2 separate regions of the Homo sapiens genome follow, and region 1 is linked to region 2. The links are chromatin loops, found by intact Hi-C in ENCODE. Cell type or tissue: K562. All regions are shown on one strand. Each heading gives the region's core, and the rest is flanking DNA. Links, peaks and the distances in the headings are about the cores only.

The links. Hi-C counts contacts between places; a loop is a spot of excess contacts. Peaks named below come from ENCODE experiments on the same cell type or tissue, not always from the same donor. Only the 100,000 strongest peaks of a DNase experiment are listed, where the experiment ranks them.
Region 1: it touches region 2 in a loop (5-fold over the local background); 3 of 110 quality-filtered maps call a loop at or near these places.

What each region holds. Positions count from the first base shown.
Region 1 is chr20:56,361,221-56,364,127 of GRCh38, reverse strand. The region is part of intron 1 of FAM210B (family with sequence similarity 210 member B); the gene reads right to left. Among named protein-coding and RNA genes, the nearest start is that of FAM210B, 3.7 kb to the right of the region's middle. RefSeq lists an enhancer at 655-1,155 and a silencer at 1,722-1,911. In K562, for the core only: no CTCF peak of the experiment used is centred there; a DNase peak (open chromatin) is centred at 1,147; H3K4me3 peaks cover 215 bases.
Region 2 is chr20:56,410,947-56,413,853 of GRCh38, reverse strand. It overlaps CASS4 (Cas scaffold protein family member 4), which reads right to left and starts at 1,594. Exons shown (of 6, transcript NM_020356.4): 1 at 1,360-1,594. The coding sequence starts at 1,395. In K562, for the core only: no CTCF peak of the experiment used is centred there; DNase peaks (open chromatin) are centred at 1,523 and 1,952; H3K4me3 peaks cover 1,990 bases.

The DNA of each region.
Region 1 (2,907 bases), core at 202-2,701, 50 kb after region 2:
TAACTAAAACACCAGGGCTCACAAGCTTGGGGACAATGATCCTTTATCAAGCATTTTCTCTGAGCCAGGTGGTCCTCCAACCCTTTCTCCTTCCATCCTCATGCCAACCTTCAGAGGTAGATACTACTGCTTTTCCCACTTTGCAAAGGAGCAACACAGGCTTGCTGAGGTGAGGTCATTGGCCTGATGTCACCAAGATTAGAACCCAGGCCCTCCAAGGCCACAGCCTGAGCATGTGACAACCATGTTATATGCCATCAAAAAAGGACGGTGCGCACAAAATTAATGCAGCAAAAGCGATGGCAGATTTACTCCTAGAATCAAGATTTACACCTGACATCTGAAACACACAAAGTGGGGGCGATTTTTGCACAGTGCCCTACCAGGACTTGTACAGAAATCATGGATTGCATGGGACATCTGCTAACAGTTACTGAGCACCTACCAAGCCTGGAATGTGTGGGAGAAACAAAAATACCAACCTCACCCACATTAGGGGAGGGAAAAAAACCACTTCTCAATAACAGAGCACTTTAATCAAAAGACTTCTCTAAGGACAGTCCTGGGGCTTGTCCCGGCAGGTGATGCGCACCTGGCTGGAGGTCAGCTCTTGTTATGGGCTCTGCAGCTGGCCCACTTTTACCCTGTTATTTTTAGAGGCATAAGATTTTTTAGAACATTTGAGGAAAACCCTCAGTGTCCCGATGACAGGTCCCTTCTGCTGAGCCAGGAGTTGAGCTTCCACTTCAAAGGCGTCATTTCATAAATCCCTCACTGCCTCATGACCCAGGAACCTTTGTCGCTCCTGTTTTGACAGATGGATGACTGAGGCTCAGGAGGGAGGGACGGCTAACTGGCAGCATGGACTGGTGACTGGGCTGGTGACCACCAGGCCTCAGCCTCTGTGGTACTCAGCAGGCTCCCCTTTCCTGTCCTGCCAGAATGACCATTCTTAAAGGAAGACACTTTTCCAGAATGTCCAGGCTCTGGAGGGGAGGAGGGAAGATGTCATCAGCCCCCCTTTCTTTGGCCAGCACATGTGACCTCCCGTTTCCTTGAAGCCTTCTGACTAGTCCTGCCACCCCCGGCCAGGATGGCTGTGGAGGGCATCGGTTCTTCCTGATAAACAAGCCCCACCCACCTCCAGCTGCTGAGGGAGGCTGCAGAGGGGACAGCAGCCAGGTGGTGGGGACTGATAGGAGGCCACCTACAGCCCCTCGCAGGGCCAAACACCCATGCCCTTGACACCTGGCCCCATTCTGTCCAATCACTGGACCGACTGCAGCTGTCTCTGCGAGGGCCCTCTTCTTTATAGTCTTTATTTTGGCAAAAGGACTTTTGGCCAAAAAATAAAAATAAAAAGGCAGCCAGGATTCCAGCTATAGAACTGAGCAGAATCTACTGCAAGACTGTGGTAGGGCCAAGACATTCAGACACAGGGACAATCTCGGGTTAGCTGGCACCACGGTTGGCTTCTGACATTCTAGAGAACACCCAGTTACTGGACAATTTTATTCCTTTTGTTTTGATAAAAACACCCATCTATAAGCACTGTGAGCCACGCATTTTTCTTCCTAACCTTTGGGGAGACTAAAGAAGCTGAAATAAAAGAATTTATGAGGGCGTGACTTGCAGGCAATGGAAAATTTTTAGACATTCATTTCTTCGTGAAACATTGCCGTAAGTACCCGGGATGTGTTAGGCACTGTCCTGAATGCACAGGACGGCGTGACACATCTTCTGTCTGTACTCAGCATGCATGCACATGTGTGTGAGAGTGTGTGTGAGACAGTGTGTGTGTGAGATGCCCCTTCTGCCTCTCCCCAACATTTTTTAAAGTACAAAAACCTGTAATAGAGAGGGGGTAGGAAGGTTTAAAGAATGAGCCAAGGACCTTGCCAAGCCGATCGCAGTGTTTGGAGTGACACCTGTTTTCTTCCACTTGAGAAATCATATTAATAATAAACACTATATTGTGTATATTCTGTACTAGGCACTGTTCTGAGTACTTTGAAAATATTGGCTGGGCACGGTGACTCATGCTTGTAATCCTAACACTTTGGGAAGCTGAGGTGTAGGAGGATTGCTTGAGGCCAGAAGTTCAAGACCAAGCTGGCCAACATATCTTTTATTTTATTATTTTATATTTTTGAGACAGATTCGTGCTCTGTCGTCCAGGCTGGAGTGGAGTGATACGACCTTGGCTCACTGCAACCTCCGCCTCCCGGGTTCAAGCGATTCTCCTGCCTCAGCCTCCCGAGAAGCTGGGACTACAGGCACGTGCCACTATGCCCGGCTAATATTTGTATTTTTAGTAGAGACGGGGCTTCATTATGTTAGCCAGGCTGGTCTCGAGCTTCTGACGTCAGGTGATCCACCCACCTTGGCCTCCCAAAGTGCTGGGATTACAGGCGTGAGCCACCGCGCCCGGCCTCATCTCTAATTTTAAAAAAAGGAAATATTAATGCATATAATCCTCACAACAACCTTGACTACTGTCAACCCCACTTAACAGAAGAGGATCTGAGAAGCCCAGAGAGGTTGAGTAATTTACCAAGGATCACACAGGGATTACTGTCAGAGCTGGGATCCAAACTCGCTGAGTCTGGGTCCAGGGCCTTTGCTCTGAACAACCATGCTATGTTACTCCTCGTGTATTCATGAGTGTCTCCTCTGTGCCAGGCACTGTTCTCAGTGTAGGGGACAGAGCAATGGAAAAAACTGACAAAACCCCACCCTCGATGAGCTTATGGTCTTATGGGAAGGCAGGGACAATAAACAGAAGAGTAAAATACCAGGGCTGCTACCTGTGACAAGTGCCATAGAGAAACACCAATGGGGCGGGAGACAGGGAGTAGGAGGAATGTTAAATAAGGCCATCAGGGAAGGTCTCCCTGAAAAGGTGCC
Region 2 (2,907 bases), core at 97-2,596:
GAATAACCCCCACGCTTCCCATATTTTTCCAATGGTTTGAAATTTTTCAAAGTAAGTAGTTGGGGACAAAATTCTAGGGTAGCTAAGATATTTACATATAATCTATACAAGAGAGACTGTCATGGGTTACTCAGTCACAAATTCCACTAGTGACTTTTTTTTTTTTTTTTTTTTTTTTTTTGAGACAGAGTCTTGCTCTGTCACCCAGGCCGGAATGCAGTGGTATAATCTCAGCTCACTGCAACCTCTGCCTCCCAGGCTCAAGCGATTCTTGTGCCTCAGCCTCCCGAGTAGCTGGGATCACGGGCATGCGCCACCACGCTCAGCTAATTGTTGTATTTTTGGTAGATATGGGGTTTTTTCATGTTGATCAGGCTGGTCTCAAACTCCTGGCCTCAAGTGATCCACCTGCCTTGGCCTCCCAAAGTGCTGGGATTACAGGTGTGAGCCACCGCAGACAGCCACACTAGTCACTTTTATTATAATGAAAAATAAGCATTGATTTTTATAAGCAAGCTCCCCATTTACTGCTTGTTTCATTTCTTTTTTCCTGTTCTACTTAAAATTTAAAAAGGGCATAGCAAGATGAAAACACAACCTTGAGCTTCACTTTCTTTATGTCTGGGTAAATTTTTTTTTAATATGGTAGCCATTTTAACTTTTCTTTTCTTTTTTTTTTTTTTAAGATGGGGTCTCGCTATGTTGCCCAGGCTGGACTCAAACTTCTGGGCTGAATTAATCTTCTCACCTCAGCCTCTCCGGTAGCTGGAGTACAGGTATGTACCACCGTGCCTGGCTTCTTTCACCTTTCTAAATAGTGAATCTTTTTTGATTCATGACAGGCATGAAGTCTGTCTGAAAGCTCCAGCTTTGCTCACATAATGCACAAGTTAACATGAAAATAACATGTAAGTGCCCACTGTGGGCTCAGCACGGGAGGCTGCAGGCAAGGGTCTGGGCTCTGCTGTTGGGAGGTGAGCACAGAAACCAAATAGGACAGTTAGAGTGGCACTGAGTGTCTTTGGGGTCCAGAGAAAGAAGGAATTAGCGGGGGCTGAGGCAGACTCGCATCTTGCTTCAGGAGTTTGCTGGACGCAAAATGATGGACGGCGCTGTCAACCAAGTAAGCTGATTTCTACTACAAAGTCATTTTCACCCATCTTGGATGCAAACTGGTAAGGAGCTTTACAACACATCTATTTCCCACACTTAAACTTATGTTAAACTTTCCCATCTCCAACTCACACGTCACTGGTATTCAACCTTTATTAGAAAGTCACAACTAAAGCTGGTCAACACCCTTAATCATCACAGCTTGCTCCCCGCCAGAGCCCATTCAAACAGCCCCACATCACTCACCTTGGGCGCACAGTCCATGATGCCTGTTCCCTTCATGTCGGTGATGTGGAGCAGCTCCCCTGAGCTCTGCAGCTAGTATCTCCAGCTTCAGAGGCAGATTGTGCAATGTCACTGCATGCTTCTGGCTGGTTCTCAGAAACTGAATTCTATGGAGCTATCTGACAACACATGGGAAACGATCAAAAAGACTCTCCCAGCAGGCAAACTTTCTGGAAAGCACGATAAGAGTAAAATGAAAGCAGTGAAGCAGGGGAGGACCAGAAATACAAGCCACACTCACGTCTCAATGCCTGACGTCTCACTTTGTCTGTAAGTAGAGACTGTCACTCATTTGCTATGTGAAACCACAAAAGAAGAAGAAGAAGAAAAAAACACCACTCTTCTGCTTTATAGGGCGAAGTTCCTACTTCGAAGAGCTCAGTGTATGAACACACAGCATTCTTGTCCTTTGAACTCTGTGGAACAACTCCAACCGAACAGACCAAGCTCATTTCCCTGATGAGAGGCCACTAGGCCAAATTTCTGATAGCGGTCAGCATTTCTTCCTTCCTGCTCCCTAAAACTTGCCTTATGACAGCCAGGATAAAAGCAGTCAAACAGGCTGCCTTAAAGGACACAGTCTCCACTCTACCCACCCTGTCAGTTGTGCATTCACCCTGCTCGGAACCCCATGCTCATCTCCTGGTCTTTGCTCATGGTACCTAATGAATAACATCTTCTGGGTACTGGCTCTGCACTGAGGGCTATGCTGAGCCCCGCACCTGTATTCTCTCTCTTAAATCAAATAAACTTATCGTGTGTGTTGTACTTGAAACCCCTGCTAGCTCATGCAGTTTATCATCACTTGCCAACTCTTTTTACTTTTCCTAAATTCAGATCCAATCTCTAGAGAGGACCTACAGCATAGCAGACACTGAGCAAAATAAGTCTGCATTTTTTTTTTTTTTTGAGACGGAGTCTTTCTCTGTCACTCAGGTGGGAGCGCAGTGGCGCAATCTCGGCTCACTGCAACCTCCACCTCCCGGGTTCAAGTGATTCTCCTGCCTCAGCCTCCAGAGCAGCTGGGATTACAGGCACCCGCCACCACGCCTGGCTAATTTTTGTATTTTCAGTAGAGACAGGACTTCACCATGTTGGCCAGGCTGGTCTCAAACTCCTGACCTCAAGTGATCCACCCACCTCAGCCTCTCAAAATGCTGGGATTACAGGCGTGAGCCACAACGCCTGGCCCCGGCCTGCATTTTTATTTAGACAAAATGGTGCCCATTCTTCCAAGCCAGGCTCAAGTTCTATCCCCAACCAGCTGTGGGGGATAGCTTACCGCTATCTTCTTGTCAGACAGCATTTTTTAATTTTTTATTTTTAAATTTTCTTTTCTTTTACCACACCTCTGAGGCAAGTTCAACAGATAGCACTTAGCGTCTTGTCCTCTGGTTGTCCCATGTGTCGTCCCCACAAGTCTGGGCACCAGGATGTATTTACCCATTGAAGTAGCTGACTGATTTCTGGCTGAGACAGTCCACATTTTTAAATGTTATCATTGTTAGA